2 separate regions of the Homo sapiens genome follow, and region 2 is linked to region 1. Evidence: chromatin loops called from intact Hi-C (ENCODE). Cell type or tissue: B cell. All regions are shown on one strand. Each heading gives the region's core, and the rest is flanking DNA. Links, peaks and the distances in the headings are about the cores only.

What was found. Hi-C counts contacts between places; a loop is a spot of excess contacts. Peaks named below come from ENCODE experiments on the same cell type or tissue, not always from the same donor. Only the 100,000 strongest peaks of a DNase experiment are listed, where the experiment ranks them.
Region 2: a loop joins it to region 1, with 18 times the contacts of the local background. A loop is called at or near these places in 14 of 110 quality-filtered maps.

The regions. Positions count from the first base shown.
Region 1 is chr10:114,467,051-114,476,435 of GRCh38, forward strand. It overlaps ABLIM1 (actin binding LIM protein 1), which reads right to left. Exons shown (of 23, transcript NM_002313.7): 9 at 6,829-6,906; 10 at 5,927-6,082; 11 at 1,131-1,166. Among named protein-coding and RNA genes, the nearest start is that of AFAP1L2, 67 kb to the left of the region's middle. In B cell, for the core only: CTCF peaks have their summits at 4,511 (motif pointing right) and 4,711; a DNase peak (open chromatin) is centred at 4,481; H3K27ac peaks cover 940 bases.
Region 2 is chr10:114,298,636-114,308,020 of GRCh38, forward strand. It overlaps AFAP1L2 (actin filament associated protein 1 like 2), which reads right to left. Exons shown (of 19, transcript NM_001001936.3): 10 at 9,170-9,274; 11 at 6,084-6,295; 12 at 3,704-3,849; 13 at 2,719-2,830; 14 at 1,810-2,055; 15 at 1,559-1,727; 16 at 625-780. Among named protein-coding and RNA genes, the nearest start is that of VWA2, 64 kb to the left of the region's middle. RefSeq lists a silencer at 6,334-6,383. In B cell, for the core only: CTCF peaks have their summits at 5,485 (motif pointing right), 5,685 and 5,885; DNase peaks (open chromatin) are centred at 5,496 and 6,326; H3K4me3 peaks cover 1,323 bases; H3K27ac peaks cover 276 bases.

The DNA of each region.
Region 1 (9,385 bases), core at 749-8,748:
TGGGAGGCTGAGACAGGAGAATCACTAGAACCCAGGAGGCAGAGGTTGCAGTGAGCCAAGATTGTGCCACTACACCCCAGCCTGGGCAACAGAGTGAGACTCTGTCTCAAAAAAAAAGGAAATTATGACATGCGAATTCAATGGAATATCATAGCACCACTAAAATGTCACCTATCTCCAAATCTAGAAAAGGATATATTAGGTAATAAGTACAAAAAACCACATGCACACACACAATATAAAACTGTCTAAAGAGTTGAAAGAGTACAAAGAATATTTTACATTTTAGGAATCTGTTGTCCTATGAAATTTCTACTAGCACAATAAAAGTAAAAAGTTTGAAAGAATGCATTAATAACGACTAAATGAACACCTCAGTAACCATAGCTTTGTGGAATTTGAGAGCAAATGGCAAGGGGAAACTTTGGCTTGATACTAGTTGTCTATAACAATAAATTAAATAAAACAACAACAAAACAAAAAGTCCCCAGATTATGTGCTTCAAGCTTGCACAGTTGGTCAATAGAAATTAATTCTTCATAAATTCAATGCAAATTATTAGAATATAGGTAGAAATTAATAATTCATAGCAGTCATAAACCATGAAAATATTATGGTATTTTTACTACTTTGAATTACAGAGATTCCCTAAAAGTAGTCCAGTTTCATAATATCCAGAAAGTTGCTTGGTTTTAGGATCAGATGATTGATTTCAGACTAAACAGAGTAACCTCCCATCAAGATGGCTCTGCTTATAGAATACGCCATGATGGCTGTTGGCCATTTCAGTATATTAGGGTTCAGAAAAATTAATTATAGATGCGGACAAAGAGCCCCACATTGGGACAAGTGACTTATGTTCCTGCAGACACTTTGCTTCCACTTACAGGCACAGACACAGATTAAAGTGAGGCCATTTTTACTCCCTGGTCTCCAATTTAAGAGAAATATATTGCTGTGTCTTAGAGTCTCCTCTTTCACGGAGGTAATCCCCAAAGCCACCATAACCCCACATGCAGTTTTTCTGTTCTTTTGTATGTTATGTTCTTTTTCAAAAATCCCAGTCTAGGGAAGGGCCAAGCAATTCTCAAATTCCACCCATTAAAATGATAAAAAGAAATGGTACTTACTTCTGCTGATGGAGTAGGAGACAAAGTCCTCGGAGACTAGAAAAATAAAAGAGAATTTAAAGTCACAATGTTTGTTAACTCTTTGCCGTTTTGTTTGTTTGTTTGTTTGTTTGAGATGGAGTCTCGCTCTGTCGCCCAGGCTGGAGTGCAGTGGCGCAATCTCGGTTTACTGCAATCTCCGCCTCCCAGGTTCAAGCGATTCTCCTGCCTCAGCCTCCCAAGTAGCTGGGACTACAGGCGCCGCCACCACCCCCAGCTACTTTTTTTGTATTTTTAGTAGAGATGGGGTTTCACTGCGTTAGTCAGGATGGTCTCTATCTTCTGACCTCATGATCCGCCCCCCTTAGCCTCCCAAAGTTTTGGGATTACAGGCGTGAGCCACCGCGCCTGGCCTCTTTGCCAGTTTTAATTAGAGTTGTTTATCAGAGTCAGCTGTAAATATTAGCCAACATGTACCTGCCAGCATCCCTCCACATCTCCCTGTCTTCTGATCAGGTACAAATGCATCTGCCATGGGGCTCAGACAGGTAGACTCTGACAAAGTTCCGGGGAGATTCTGGTGCACATCTCTGCCTAAGAACCATGAATAGGCCGGGTGCGGTGGCTCACGTCTGTAATCCCAGCACTTTGGGAGGCTGAGGCTGGCGGACCACAAGGTCAGGAGATCGAGACCATCCTGGCTAACATGGTGAAACCCCGTCTCTACTAAAAACTACAAAAAATTAGCCAGGCGCGGTGGCGGGCGCCTGTAGTCCCAGCTACTTGGGAGGCTGAGGCAGGAGAATGGCGTGAACCCGGAAGGCGAAGCTTGCAGTGAGCCGAGATCACGCCACTGCACTCCAGCCTGGGAGACAGAGCGAGACTCTGTCTCAAAAAAAAAAAAAAAAAAAAAAGAACCATGACTAGATATGATTGTGATACATACTTAGGTGATTAAGCTAGACAAGTTGGAACCATTTCCCTTATATATTCAAACTACGCTCATTTTACTATGATGAGTTACAGCATCTACTGAAACATAGGATCTTGTTCACATGGTTGTTGACTAAATTACAACCACAGCAATCACCATAAAATAGTTTGATAACTAAAATAGGACTTTGGTGACCAGGCATGGGGCATCCTGCCTTGGCTGCATCGCCAATCTCACTATCATTCACCTCGCCAATCTCACTATCATTCACCTCTGGCTTCCATCCTCCTAGGCACACAGGCTTCCTTGGGGCCATCAACAGGCCAAGCTTTCTGTCACCTCAGGGCCTTTGCACTTGCTGTCTCTTCTGCTGCCAGTGCTTTTCACCCAGACACCTGCAGGGCTCATTCCCTGTCAGCGCTGATGTCTCTGCTCAAACCCACTGTCACACAGCATCTCCGTGACCATTCTGTCCAGAGGAGCAACCCAGCCCCTGGTACGCTTTCTCTTTACTCTGCTTCATTTCTCCTCAGAGCCCTACCACTCTGTAAAATTATATTACATATCTGTTTCTTTACTGTCTGTCTCCCACGTGATGCCACAAGCTCCATGAGGGCAAGGACTGTTTGTTTACAACTACATATTCCCAGTGATGACAGCAGCTCCTGGGACACAGTAGTTGCTCAAGTATTTTCCAGATGAATAAAATGTTTACAATTAAAATGCAAAAAGCTTTCAAATAGAAATGAAATTCAAACAGAGCTATGGAGAACACAGCCAGGGGTGGACTTCTCAGTTTTAGAATTTGCCCTTTTCCCCACATTCTATAGTAAGTGGGCGGACTGTCTGTATTCTAAGCCTTCACAAGCTCCAGGGTCTCCTCTGCAGCTACAGCCTGTCTCTAGGGGGTCTCAGCTGGGTGAAGGCTGGTCTCAAGGTCAGGGCCCAGGTCTGCACCTGCACTGACAGCAAGGCCCTGGAGGCACCAATGGCTGCACAGAACTAATCTGACTCTTGCAGTGTTTCTTAAATGGCAATATGTATAAAGGCCAGGTGCGGTGGCTCACACCTGTAATCCCAGCACCTTGTGAGGCCAAGGCGGGTGGATCACTTGAGGTCAGGAGTTCACGACCAGCCTGGCCAACATGGAGAAACCCCAACTCTACTGAAAATACAAAAATTAGCCCAGCATGGTGGCACATGCCCGTAGTCTCAGCTACTTGGGAAGCTGAGGCAGCAGAACTGCTTGAACCTGGGAGGCAGAGGTTGCAGTGAGCCAAGATTGCACCACTACACTCCAGCTGGGTGACAGAGTGAGACTCCACCTCAAAAAAAAAAAAAAAAAAAAAAGGCAATATGTATATGAGGTCTATAAAAGAAGTGTGTTAAACTTTAATGGAATAAATAATAGAACAGCTTGTAAATTTCTCTCAGTTGCAAGATGCAAGTATTGGGAAAGAGTTCACTAATATATCTGATTTCTGATCCCAGGGGCACCCTCTATGCATAGAGAAAACCATGGGACATAATTCCAGGTTATGACAGTAAGTATGCTGATTACGAGAGTAGCCAGCATTTTTCTTAAGCACTTATTATGTGCCCAGTACTGTTCTAATGTAAATAGCTCACTTACTCTTTACAGAAAACTTCTAGCATAGGTATTCTTGTTCTCTATCTTGAGTTTGCAGATAAGGAGATTGAGGTATATAATTTCCCCAAAGTTATGTGGTTAGTCAGCATCGGTCTGGTTTTTCTTTTTTTCTTTTTTTGTGGTGGTGGTTTTTGTTTTGTTTGCTTTGTTTTGTTTTTGAGACAGGGTGTCACTCTATCACCCAGGCCGGAGTACAATGGCATGATCATGGCTCAATGCAGCCTCAACCTCCTGGGCTCAAGTGATCCTCCCATCTCAGCCTCCCAAGTTGCTGGGACTACAGGCGTGTGCCATCATTCCTGGCTAATTTTTGTATTTTTTTTCTGTAGAGATGGAATTTTGGTATGTTGTCCAGGCTGGTCTCAAACTCTTGGTCTCAAGCAATCCACCCACCTTGGCCTTGGCCTCCTAAAGTGCTGGTATTACGGACATGAGTCACCATGTCTGGCAGAGTCTGGTTTTAAATGCAGAGATTTTCACCTCAAAGCCCAAACTCTTGAGTGCTTAATGTTTTACTGCCTTGATGGAGCTGCTGGGAAACGCACACAGACACGTACACTGCACACCATGAACCCCAAATCCTTAACACCATTAAAAAAACTCACATCCCCTTGCTTGTATGGGTTAAACATTAGTAAATTCTCATCCACAGGGTCCAAGGCCAATCTCTATGCACTTTGTTCAGGAACTTCCCCTCGCCTCTTATGCCCTACGAAACTCTGTGGGGTTCAATGGCAACTGACAACCCGGGCCAATGCACCTGCGCTTGAGAGCGGCCGCAAGTGCAGCTACAGCTAAGTGACCACTAGGTGGCACTACATGAAAATGGATATCACTTCCTGCCACAGGGACCTTTTCCACGCAGAGCTATGCTCTGGAATAAAACCCAGATTAGAAAGTAAATAAATAAAAGGAACAATATATATAAAATAAAAAATAAACATAAATATAATTATCAAATAATATTATACATCTGGAATTGAGAACAATTAAACAGAATCACATTTTCATGCCTTTTCTTCTCCAAGACCTCAAAGCACTGTGAGATGCTAGATTGTTTATATTCTGTTTTAACCTTTGTTGAATAGCTGATTTGTCAGCTATTTGTTAACATCTTTGTGGACTAAAATCAGTCTACAGATGATTCTAATTCAAAAAATAAAAGAGAAAAAAATGAGAGTGAGCCGATTGGCCAGGGGAAACGGACTTGGGTAGGAAGCGACCACAGAGAACCTTCAACCCTGAGATGGGACCGGGGAGGGGAGGACCCCAAGGGGCTGAGAGGCTCTGGTCCCGCAGCAGATGGGTCTGCAGGCCGAGTATTAACGAGCCCCAAGAGGACAGGTAGCAACAATGGTAGAAATTGCCACATGCTCAGTATTTCCCCCAAGTCTGGCCTCTGATAATTGCTTTACATAGATTAGCTTGCTTAATCCTCACTAACACCCTATGAGGTAGATTCTATCATCACCCTATCTGTTTTACAGATGAAGAAACTAGGACCATTTTTCTTATTTTTTTAATATATATAGATGAGGTCTCAACTATGTTGTCCAGGGTGGTCTTCAACTCCTGGCCTGAAGCAATCCTCCGGCCCTCAGCCTCCCAAAATGTTGGGATTACAGGTATGAGCACTGTACCTGGTCCAGGAAACTAGCAGCAGAATGGCTGTCACATGGTCAAAGTCAAACAATCGGCATGTGGTGATCCCTGGGTTGAGACCAGGTAATTTGATTCCAGAATGCTGGCTCACACTCCTGTGCTAGACTGTTGCCCCATGCGCTCTACTTTATTTTTTCTTTCACATGCTAACTTTCTTAAGTTGCTGAAAACTGTAATTACCAAAATTTAGGGGGTGTGTTCTCTCTCCTCATGATGCCATGAATATACTTAAAGCTTATCACTAGACTAAGACCCCCAGGAGACCCTCACTCCCTTATTTGCTCTGCCCAGCTCACACAATCCCCACCCCCTCCCCACCTCCCGACAGCTTCCATCCCAGCATGCTAATGTTTAGCTGGTCTTCACTGTTGTTTGATGTGCCATTGTTCTGTTCTCCCACTTCTCATGATGGGCTTCTGAATACCTCAAAGCACCTGGTCTAGAAATCTGCAAATACTAGGCAGACAAAAGACCACCTGATTTACCTGAACTCCAAATGGTAGTTATTACAAATGTGACAAAAGGGAAGGTAAATTGTTGTACAACTCACAACCAGTAGGAATGTATTACCTCTCCAAGGCTCTGTCTCTCCTGTTTGTCATCATAGCCCGAAGTGTAGAAAGGCTCATAGGTAATAAGATCTGGACGTTCAATGTCATAAATTGCCTTGACCTTCGGAATGGCTGCTAAATCCTTGTAATCCAGGATCTCATTGTCTACTTTTGCCTGGCAAAGTTAACCAGAAAGAACAATTACCTTGTAGTCTGACTGCTTTAGGAAACTGTAGTTGGCGCATTTCCTGTTGTTTAAAAAGTGAAGGCCTTAAAATAAACAAAAACCAAAACATCTTGCCTAACACAGTTATACTCTTCAGAAGTTGCCCTTTATACCATATATTAATCATGTTTTTTTAAAAAAGTCACTGAACGCTTAGGAAAAAATCTGTGTAGAATTCATGAAATAGATAAATGTGCAAACCTTAAGGATAATTTCCTGAATTTATGATAGTAAAGGAAAAAGCTCAAACAGATGGTCCAATAATCCTCTCAGATGGCTAAAAACAAGAACTGCATAATTAATAAACTAAATATTTAAATATCTTTGTGGTAGAATTTAGGAACACTCAGTATCAGCTTCATAAAATATATATTTAATCCCCAAATATCTATATGCAATTTAGGTGCAAGAATTTTTTTTTTTGAGACGGAGTCTTAGGTGCAAGAATTTTTTAAGTCCCGCAACATATTACTACATTTTACAGGTCGTCTGATCACTCTGTTGATGGTCACATAAATGTAATTACCTAAAGGTAAAAGTGATTGAGGAGACTGTTCTACAAAAATGAAAATCAGGTCTCATAACAAAAATAGAAATCACTTTGAATCAGTTTTTGTTTTGGATTACCCATTCTGCTATTACAATCCACTAATTTACCTGTCCCAGAAATGTCACTTCCAGAAGTAGATACTTACATAGATAGTATGACCTGGTGAGCCAGGAATACTGGAGCCTGGCCTAGAATAAATACTTTCCGAGGATGTCCTGGTAGGCTGTAAAATAAACAGTGACTTGTAAGACTTCGGACCCTGGCTTCAGAATCTAGACTGTCCTGGGCCCTTAAGCTTTACTAAAAACTCAGCTAGTGAAAAAAAGAAACACTTATCACCTTTTTGAATAAGGTAAAATACAACCTAGAAGGAAAGGTAAATGCAAACTAGTTGTACGATCCAGTTTTGAAAAGGCATGGGGAGGCCTTTCTCTGGCCCTTCCTGCTCCTTGTCCCCTACGAGAATTTCTGGTTTACCTTTGAGCACACCTCAAAGCTTCCCATTTCTCTCCCTCTCTACTGCCGTAGTCCCAGCCCCAGTCACCACCTCCATTCATCCAGATTATTGCAATGGCCTCCCTGTGAGTTTTCTGCCTTCTCCCCTCCCTTCTTCAAATCAAATCCACCTGGCAGGCAATGGATAGAGAGACCTTTTTTTTTTTTTTGAGACGGAGTCTCACTCTGTCGCCCAGGCTGGAGTGCAGTGGTGCGATCTTGGCTCACTGCAAGCTCCGCCTCCCAGGTTCACACTTTTCTCCTGCCTCAGCCTCCCGAGTAGCTAGAACTACAGGCACCTGCCACCATGCCCGGCTAATTTTTTGTATTTTTAGTAGAGACAGGGTTTCACCGTGTTAGCCAGGATGGTCTTGATCTCCTGACCTCGTGATCTGCCCGCCTCCACCTCCCCAAGTGCTGGGATTACAGGCGTGAGCCACCGCACTCAGCCGAGAGACCTTTCAAGAACATAATTTGGATGGTCACTACTCTGCTTTTGTCTCCAGCATTGATATAGTTTGGCTGTGTCTCCACCCACGTTTCACCTTGAATTGTAATAATCCCCACGTGTCAAGGATAGGTCCAGGTGGAGATAATTGAATCATGGGGCAGTTTCCCCCATACTATTCTTGTGATAGTGAATAAGTCTCACGAGACTGATGATTTTATAAATGGGAGTTTCCCTGCACAAGCTCTCTTGCCTGCCACCACGTAAGACATGACTTTGTTTCTTATTTGCCTTCTGCCATGATTGTGAGGCCTCCCCAGCCATGTGGAACTGGAGTCCATTAAGCCACTTTCCTTTATAAATTACCCAGTCTTGGGTATATGTCTACTAGCGGCATGAGAACAGACCTAACAGAAGCATCCATTCAGAATAAAATCACAACAACCAGGGCCTCAGGATTCTATCCCTGCCTTCCCCTCCTACCTCGTCTCTCACCTGTCATCACTCACAGAACACAGCGCACAAAGCTGCCTCGGAGTTCTCATCCTCGCTTACTGCTCCCTCTGCCTGAAATGCCCTAGCTCCCAATTTTACTTGGATGATTCTCTTCCTTCAGTCTTGGCTTAAATATCACCTCCTCAGAGAGGACCTCCCTGATTCAATCCAGAGTTGGTTCCCCATGTTGTTTTCTCTCATAGTGTCATTCTTTTTTCCTTCATGAGTAAAATGTGTAATTATATATTTATTGTTTTCCTTGCATCGTGTCTGTCTCCCTCATTAACTTTAGTCATGCTCTCTGCCCTCATAGAGTTTATTTTTTAACCACTGTCTATACCCAATGCTTTCCACAGGTACACAGAAGGCACAAATCCTAGTTGAGGGAATGAGCTAGAATTTATTACTTGTAAACAAATACTTAGTTTGCAGACACTTGACTTATGTTAATTACACGATTTGAGCCTAACTATATAGAGAGTCACTGAGGTAAGGCTGGTGGGTCGGCCTTTGGGAAGGATGAAAGAAACTGGACTTCATAGTATATACCTGAAGAACGTGGAGAGTGAGAGGTGGTTATGTGAGCAGGAAGGAAACTTATGAACTAGGATCAGCTGCCTCCTGCTTCTGTTTAACATATTCTGGAAAGCTCTGCAGAGAAAACTCAAGGCCTCATTTTGGAACACTTCCTCCCCTCTGTTGCAGCCATTTCCTAAAGAGAGTAACTTATAGTTCTACAATAGGAATAAGACCTTGCCTTCTCAGTAGTTTCTATTGGTGTTTAATACCTTGAATGTGGGCACCACTGAGCCAAAGAAACTCCTTCAGACAAGGGTGTTGTCTCACTATGCTGTTCACAGTTGAAGCAATGAAGGCAAACATATCTGGCCAATTCAGGTCAGGCAGTGATTTGACTCATTGCTGGAAGACTGTGATCAGTCTTTTTCAGCCAATGCCCCTGGTATCTTTGAGATGCTAGGGTGGAAGTGGCTGGGAGAAATCACACCACACCCAGGTGGAGGTGCACCAGGTGCATCACTTCTGGGCCTCCTCCCCAGGACCTGCCGTGCACAAGCGCTTTCCTGCTAGAGTTATACCAATCACAGGCATATCTCAATATGAGAAAATTCTACCTCTGAGTATGTTGAAAAAGGAAAGACTCACATAACACTATTCAAGAAATGTGCAGGCTGGGCGCAGTGGCTCACACCTGTAATCCCAGCACTTTGGGAGGCCGAGGCGGGTGGATCACCTGAGGTCAGGA
Region 2 (9,385 bases), core at 685-8,684, 170 kb before region 1:
CTCAGGAGCTCTAGACCAGCCTGGGCAACATTGCAAGACCCCATCTCAATATTTTTTTAATTTTGAAATTTTAAATGCAGCAGATTGCCAGGAAATAGCTGTCAAATGATACGAGTGTGATTTGGAAGATAATCTAGAAAGACTTCTTGGCAAGTATCTTAAGTTTTTGTTGACTTTCAAGAAATGAAGGCTGGAAATGAAGGCTGATGCATTAACAGGTGTAGTTAATGCATGAAGGATGACATGAGACTCCAGTCAGCCAACCAGAGCTCAAAAAATCTGCAGTGCCAGGTCCTCAAAAGATGGGCCAAGGAATATGCATTTAAGTGACAATAAAACACGGCCTATGCATAACCCTGTAAAACTTCCTTTAACTAGCTTTTACGATGACCTGCTGGTCCTATTGATGTTCCGTCAGAGGCTTTCTCTCTCTGTCCAGGAGAATGACCTTTCAGACAGGATTGGAAGAAAGGACACACAAGGGAGCACCCACCCAGGCCAAGGGTTGAAGGGGCCAGGGCCCACTGATTGAGAAGGTGTGGTGACAGCCAGATCTTCCGCCAAAAAGTTAAGCCTACACGGCCCTCTGAGCTGAGGGTCCCTCCCCACTGGGGGCCCCCTTACCTGTGCATTTCAGTAGGGTTTCCTTTAGCTCCCGTTTCTCTTTCCGGAGCTGAGCCAGGTGCCCCCGGATTTCTTCCTTCTTCTTTTCAAGCCTCTCCTTCTCCTCTGTGTACCGCTTCACCTCAGCTTCTGTCCGATTCTTGCCAAGCTTGATCTCTACAGACCCAGAGAGGGAAGCCCCAGGTAAGCAGAGCTGGATCATGAGGGCTGTCCCCAGTCTACTCCCCAGGCTCGGATAGAACCTGGGGCTTTGGCACAAAGCCCTGCTAGGCTGGATGCCAGACCTGGACAGGTCCCTCTACCTCTCTGAACTTGTTTCCTAATCTGAAAACGATGGTGTGATGGTTAATATTGAATGTCAACTTGATTGGATTGAAGGATGCAAAGTATTGTTGCTGGGTGTGTCTGTGAGCGTGTTGCCAAAGGAGATTAACATTTGAATCAGTGGACTGGGAGAGGCAGACCCGCTCTCAGTCTGGGTGGGCACCACCTAATCAGCTGCCAGCATGGCTAGAATAAAGCAGGCAGAAGAACATGGAAGGACTTGACTTGCTGAGTCTTCCCCAGCCTTCATCTTTCTCCTGTGCTGGATGCTTCCTGCTCTTGAACATCAGACTCCAAGTTCTTCAGCTTTTGGACTCTTAGACTTACACCAGTGATTTGCCAGGGGCTCTCGGGCCTTTGGCCACAGACTGAAGGCTGCACTGTCGGCTTCCCTACTTTTGAGGCTTTGGGACTTGGACTGATCCACCACTGGCTTCCTTGCTCCTCAACTTGCAGAAGGCCTATCGTGGGACTTGACCTTGTGATCGTGTGAGTCAATTCTCCTTAATAAACGCCCTTTCATATATACATCTATCCTATTAGTTCTGTCCCTCTAGAGAACCCTGACTAATACAGATGGAATCGGGCTAACTTCCCCAAGCACAAGTACCTGCACTGGTCACGCGCAACCTGTCCTTCACAGGTGGGCTGGCACCAGGTGGGGTGGCCACCACGGCATCCGGGCAGCTCGGTGGGAAGGAGATTCTCTGCTGTTCCGTCTGGATTTTGACGGTGGTGATTCTCAGGGAAGGATCCTCTGGCTCCAAACTCTCCAGCTGCTTTGGGGGAAAGCAGACCTGACTCAGCTGGCTGAAGGGGCGCAGGAAGGTGGTCTTGCTGTCCTGCAGGGGAGGCCTGTACCTGTTCTCCCAGGTTCTCTGGACACTTTATGCAGGGCTCATCTGGGGTGGGACCTGGGCCTGAGTCTGCCGGGAGGGCCTCAGTTGCATTGTCCAGGCAGGACAACGTCGGGGAGGAGGCCTGGGCCTGTGCACTGCTGGGGCCATGCAGAAAGGACTTGACAGGTGTGAGGTCCAGGTACACTCGGTCAGATTCTCTCTCATTTGGGTCATCTGCAACAGGGGTGGCTTCCTCGGTAGGCTCCACCTGCAGGAGAGAGTGAGTCTGGGGCATTCAACATTACCTCTACTCCCTCAGCTGTGGAGGGGGTACCAGCCCTGCCTCACAGTTCTGGTGCCCATCTCACAGTGTTCCAAGAGATCTCCCTCCCTGCTGGGGGGGCCACTGGCTGAGTCCTAGATATGTCACTCGAGGTGGAAGACCCAGACAGAGCACTTAACTTCCCTGAACCTTATTTCCTCATCTGTAAAGAGGAAAAGAGCAGCATCTTCCCATAAGGTGGTTAGGATTCAAGGAGATCATCTGCAGGAGGTCCTCAGCTCAGCACAGGGTTCAGTGCCCAAAACGTGGAAGTTGCCATCGGTGTGATCATCCCACTCAACAACCGATTTGGACCTGGAAGCCTACTGGTACCTCCACTCCCAATCCCACCACCACACCCCTAGCCCTGACGAGAGGGGTTCACCGGTGTTTCATCTAGATAAGTCCCCAAGCCAAGCAAACTGCACAGCCTCACATATAGGAGACAGCCTTGTTGCACTTAGGTGTCTGCACTACTGGCCTGGTAGGTGACTCAGAACCCACTCATCTCATCTCAGGGATACTCTAATGATCTCTGGCATCCAGGTGTTGAGGTTGGTAGGAGGAGGGCCTGGAGAGGCCCAGGCCACTGCCTGGCCGGGTCCTTACCGCAGCTGTGAGCTCTGACAGGTCCACGTCGTCATACAGCTCCTCCTGGCGGTCCTGGCTAGGCAGGCCATCGATGTAAGTGTTGGGCTCTGAGAACTTTCTCTGCATCAGTCTGGAAACAGGGCGAGGTGGCACACATGAAGCAGCCGGGGCAGGGTGGTGAAAGCACCAGACTCCAAGGATTCCCAGTGAGGAGTGGTTGCCGTGAAAGTGGTGGCCACACAAGAGATCTGGGGGCTGACACTCACCTCCATGGATCTGAGGGCACCTCCTCCCTCTTTTCCCAGTGCCTTCTTCCTGAAATTCTTGGTTCGAGATTTTCCTCCCAGAAAGACAAGCTTCCCTTGCCCATACGCCTCGTCCTAGGATCCCTTTGCCATCTTCTCCCCCATTCCTCCCTTCTAGGATCTCCTTCCAGCAACCACAACAAAAAACCCCTTCTCATTTCATCTTCACAATACACTTGGGGTGGCGCAGGCCAGACACTATCCCCGTTTGGTCCATGAGAAAACTGATTCTGTTTCAGTGGCTCAGCCGGCTTCCACGAGACTGGCTCTACCACCCTGACCAGAGAACGCCCTCTCCCTCAGCCCTAGTTTGCTCATCTGGAAACAGAAGCACCACCCCCTGACCTGCTTTTCTCCAGGGTGTGCTGGAGACCCAGTGAGGGATTCACCAGAAGGACAAGTAGGAGGTCAGGAAAGGTGACAGCTCTGCCTGGAGGAGCTGGAGAGTCTAACTGCCTCTGAGGATGCCAAAGCTGCCCCCGGGGCCCGAAGCCTGGCTCGGCTCCTTGCTCTTAGCTCAGCTCCTGGCTCTTGGCCGGGCCTCCCTGAGGGCTACTCCTTGGCTTCACATTTTCCTGCTGCTGGGCAGAGTGGGGTGGGACCCTGTGCTCCCTGCTGCCCCTGACTCTGGCTGACCCAGGGCCTACAGCATGGCCAGGAATAAGAGAGTGTACGGAGGAAGGGTCCAAATTACTCACAAGAGAGAGTTTTTGGCCGCACTCACAATACAGGAGACCCTATCGGCATCCACATAGTCGTAGGTGAACTCTTCTGGGTCTGTCTTGGAGCCTGACTCAGAGAGCAGGAGACCCAGCCAGTGGCCCATTTCCTCGGAAGACTTGGCCTGGAACGAGGCCAAGAGAGACATAAGCAGGGCCAGGCAGTGCTGCCTGGTGCCAGCCCCTCCCCACCAGGCCATGACCGTACCCCTACCCCTGAGCCTGCCCACGAAAGCCTCTGTAACAGCCCGGGGCTGTGCTTCTCCTGTTCACCAGCCTATCCCACCCCCCAGTGGCCCCAGATAATATTTCCTGTCGTCAGTGACATCTTGATGCCACCTCAATAATGCTGTGGACTTTTGTCCCAAGGGCCATATGAGATGTATATACATTGTGTTTCTAGGAGGTGAAAACTTATCACCAGGTGGTCACTATTAAAAACTGTTAGTGACCACCTGTTAATTAATAGTTTTTAAAATGATTAAAAAATTGTATGTCTTTTAAGTTGACACTTGTATTTTATGAACAATGCATGTCATTCCCCCAATCCCATATACAACAAGACTTCCTGGATCCCCAAGAAATAACAACATTCAAATTTATTTTGTTCATGGCTTCAGTAAAGTCGGGACATCTTTTAAATACCTTACACTAGCTCAGCTGCTAAATCATCATCAAAATCCCAGTGAATTTGGTATTTTTTTTTCCAGGGGACAATGCATTCTAATCAAATGCATCCATTGGGTACCTCAATTAAAATGTCCACACTGTTTCTTACCTTTATAATGAGAAAAAACTGCCCATTTAATCAAAGCTATAGGTTTATTTTGATGAGGAAAATCAGCCCCCTTTGGTATAACCCATAGCTCCATCACGTTTGCTGCTACATTCTCTTCATCAAAGAGGCCGTGATGAGCAGAATTTGACATTTAGTTGGTTTCCTTTTCCCAGTTTTTTTTTATTTTAAAGACAGAATCTTGTTCTGTCGCCCAGGCTGGAGTGCAGCGGTGGGATCTTGGCTCACTGTAGCCTCTGCCTCCCGGCTTCAAGCAATTCTCCTGTGTCAGCCTCCCAAGTAGCTGGGACTACAGGCGCCCACCACCACACCCAGCTAATTTTTGTATTTTAGTAGAGACAGGGTTTCACCATGTTGGCCAGGCTGGTTTCAAACTCCTGACCTCGGGTGATCCACCTGCCTCAGCCTCCCAAAGTGCTGGGGTTACAGGCGTGGGCCATCATGCCCGGCCCCCACTTAGTTTCAACTGGATTCTAAATACAGCTTTTCATGGGCCTCCCCTAGTCCAGGCTGCGTCTCTGCCCTGGACAGCTGCGACAGCTTCCTAGCAGGTCCCTTCTTGCCCCCTCCGATCCACTCCCACCCCAGTAGCTGGAGGAAGCATCTCAAAACCCCGATCTGAGCTTGCCGCCCTCCCCTGAAAGCCATCAGGGCTCCGTTGCTCCTAGGATCAAGCCCTGTCCCTCCCGCTCCAGCCTGTCACCCAGACCCCAGTACAAGTCTATAGCACCCTCCCCACTTCTTTCCAGCCATTGTAGCCCAGCGATTGGCTGGGTAATTTGCTGAATAACATCACACTCCCAAACTAGGATGTAAGTGCCACAAGGACGGAGTCCATATTGCTCTTGTCCACCATATTCCTGTGCTGAGAAGATGTCTGTTGATGGGGAACCTCTGAATGGATGAATATAAGCTACAAGCTGGACCCTGGGAAGCAATTGCGATGTGGGTCTTTCAGCCACCAGAGGGCAGGATTGGAGCAAAGTTTGGATGAGGACCTCCACATCAAAGACTAAGTGAACGGACATTCACGGGCAAGTGTGTGCTTCCATGCGTGGAAGGGACTCGGTCTCCGCCTGCCGCAGCTTGCAAAGCGTTATGTCACTTCTTATTTTTGTAAACGTAACATCACATCAAAGGGAGGATGGGGAGCGAGAGGAATGTAATTGTATCACAAAGCGAATTTTTTCCCCCAGATAAGCTCTAACAGTGTGGTTTTTACGTACTGGGCCTAGAGGCTCTCCCAGCTGGTGATACCCAAACAAAACAACACCCACTTTGAATCCCCAGCAGCTTTTCCAGTAGCTCAGAGAACTAAAAATACTCCTTCTGCCCTAAGTGCAGGAAGTAGCGCATGGTTCCACTCTTATAACGCAACTACTCTGAGGTCAGAAAAGGAATGGAAATTTTTAAAAATGCAAACAATCTCAGGCAAACGAAGTAAAAATAACACGCGGGGACATTGATTCTCCCTTAGTAGCATTACAGTCCTGGAGACTGGCAGCAAACAGCCACCACCGCCACACCCTGGCTGGCCCTGCTCCCCCTGCAGGCCGGCGGTACCTCAAGCTTGGCCAGCTCCTCGCCCTTGTGGAGGATGCGGAAGGAGTAGAGGTGGTCGGGGCTGGGGTCTGGGACCACCTCGCAGCCCACCAGGCTGAGGGGTTGCTGGGCCACCTTGCTCCGGTTCCGGTCCTGGTAGAAGTGCAGGTGATTGTCCCTGACAGAGCACCAGCGAGACTTCCACTGGCTGTTCACCAGCACGTTCAGGTAACCTGCAGGAGGAAGTGCAGATGCAGGAGGGGACAGGGCTGCAGGAGGGGACGCAGATGCAGGAGGGGGCGGGGCTTCGGGAGGGCACACAGATGCAGGAGGGGGCGGGGCTGCGGGAGGGGAAGCGGATGCGGATGCAAGAGGGGACTGGGCTCCAGGAGGGGACGCAGATGCAGGAGGGGACCGGGCTGCAGGAGGGGACGCAGATGCAGGAGGGGACTGGGCTGCAGGAGGGGACTGGGCTGCAGGAGGGGACGCAGATGAAGGAGGGGGCGGGGCTGCGGGAGGGCATGCAGATAAAGGAGGGGGCGGGGCTGCGGGAGGAGACGTGGATGTGGGAGGGCACGCGGATGCAGGAGGGGATGCGGACGCAGGAGGGGACGGAGCTGCAGGAGGGGTCGCGGATGCAGGAGGGGACTGGGCTGCAGGAGGGAGCGGGGCTGCAGGAGAGAGCGGGGCTGCAGGAGGGGACGGCGCTGCAGAAGGAGATGCAGATGCAGGAGGGGACGCAGATGCAGGAGGGGACGCAGGTGCAGGAGGGGACGCAGATGCAGGAGGGGACGGGGCTGCAGGAGGAGATGCAGGAGGGGGTGCAGGTACAGGAGGGGTTGGGGCTGCAGGAGGGGACACAGATGCAGGAGGGGGCGCAGATGCAGGAGGCGACGGGGCTGCAGAAGGAGATGCAGATGCAGGAGGGGATGCAGATGCAGGAGGAGATGCAGATGCAGGAGGGGATGCAGGTGCAGGAGGGGACGGGGCTGCAGGAGGGAGCGGGGCTGGAGGGGACGGGGCTACAGGAGGAGATGCAGATGCAGGAGGGGGTGCACGTACAGGACTGGTCGGGGCTGCAGGAGGGGACGCAGATGCAGGAGGCGTCGGGGCTGCAGGAGGGGAGGCAGATCCAGGAGGGGACGCGGGTGCAGGAGGGGACGCGGGTGCAGGAGGGGGCGCAGGGGCAGGAGGGGACGCGGGTGCAGGAGGGGACACAGGTGCAGGAGGGGACGGGGCTGCAGGAGGAGATGCAGATGCAGGGGGGGTGCAGGTACAGGAGGGGTCGGGGCTGCAGGAGGGGACGCAGATGCAGGAGGGGACGCAGATGCAGGAGGGGACACAGATGCAGAAGGGGGCGCAGATGCANGAAGCGACGGGGCTGCAGAAGGAGATGCAGATGCAGGAAGGGATGCAGATGCCTGGAGGGATGCAGGTGCAGGAGGGGACGGGGCTGCAGGACGGGATGGGGCTGCAGGAGGGAGCGGGGCTGCAGGAGGGGATGGGGCTACAGGAGGAGATGCAGATGCAGGAGGGGGTGCACGTACAGGACTGGTCGGGGCTGCAGGAGGGGACGCAGATGCAGGAGGCGTCGGGGCTGCAGGAGGGGACGCAGATCCAGGAGGGGACGCGGGGGCAGGAGGGGACGCGGGGGCAGGAGGGGATGCGGGGGCAGGAGGGCATGGGTGTCTAGGTGTGTCCTATGCTGGCACTGCCTCTAGGCTTCCTTAGAGTCCCCCAGATTCTCAGCTTCAGAACCCATCAGACACCTTCCCTGTCCTAAGGGATTGGAAGCTGCCCTGAGCTTTGGCTGGCTGAACCAGGCAATAGCGTGAAAATGCACAGCTACCTTCCTGCCTGGCCCAGTGGGGATCATGCATATCGCCAAGCCACATTAACACAAAGTGGAAGAATTAGAGACCAGGACTGAGATGACACACACACCCGTCACAATCCTCTGGACCACAGAGAACTTTGGATCATGAGAGGTGGGATCTCAGATCATTAAGCACCCCCAGTCCTGGGAAGGAGAGCAGCTGTATTCTCTCTCAGCCCTCCCCTAGCCGCAGGAAGCATACTTCACTGCTGAGTAGACATCCAGCAATCACCCAGCCACATCTCTTAAACAGTGACTCACAGGGACTGAGCTCCCAGGCCAAACATCATGCCCCCTGAGGCCACTGCCTGGCACCCTGGCTGGAGAAGCCGGAGAATGCAAAGACACACCTCCTAGCCCACCCCCACCACCCTGCCAGCCTCAAAACACAAGAAAACTCAACTGGGACTCAGGAAGGGAACCCAGAGATGGGACAATAATGGCCTTCAGGCCCCTGGAAGGATGACCCCCAATGTGGGACCCGCTTGGGGATCAAGATACCAGGCCCACCCCAAGATATTTCCCAAGAAAGGCTTGTCGCTCCTCCTAACCTCAGTTTCCCTGAGTATGAGCTAAGGCTGTAGAGATGACCTCTAAGAGCCTACCTGCACCCATACCCTCTGCACCAGTACAGGGTTCTCATTGTCCCCTTCATAGTCTCGGTTGTTCCCATTTCAGAGTCATTGCTCCTGTCCACAAGCACCATTCCAGCCCATTCCACTCCTACATGCCCCTCAAGGCTCAGGTCCACAAAGCTATCTCTGACCACAGGGCAAGAAAAGTTCTCTCTGTCCCTGAGTCCTGATAGCTACGAAGATGGCACAGTGCGTGCTTATGGGTATAAAATCATCACCTCCCTCAGGCAGGCTGTGAGCTCTCAGTACTGTGCCTGCCATCCTTCTGCTTGGTCCCCTTTTAGCAAGGTCCCTGCTATATACCCTGTAAATATAGATCAAATGAACATCATTTTTAAAAGAATACTAGGAGGACACCAATCAGTTACCCTTCACTTCCACAAAGGCCCCAACATTGCAGCAAGAGAGAGTTGGATCAGGCATAAAGAACTGCCTGCAGTAACAACAGACGGGAACCTGAGGGCTGCAGGCTCTCCATTCCTAGAGATGTTTACGGAAGACCTAAAACCCCCTGCCTTCGCTGTCTGAGCTCGCCTTCCTGCAGGTTCCAGCCCAGGAAATGAGCCTGTGGTCCCGGAGGTAGCTACAATTCTTACTGGATGTCTCGAGGGACCTCTCCACAGGCTCCAGTGAGGTGGATTTCTTCCTGCCCAGATTCATTAGGTTGCTCAGTTTGAGGCCAGCAGAACATTTCTTCTTGACTGTCAAGATGAGACAGAAAGCAATTCGTATTGCACGTGGTCCACCCACGTGCCCATGAGAGATGGAAAAAATAGCAAACCCATTTCCACTCCATCCACCCATCCCTCCCC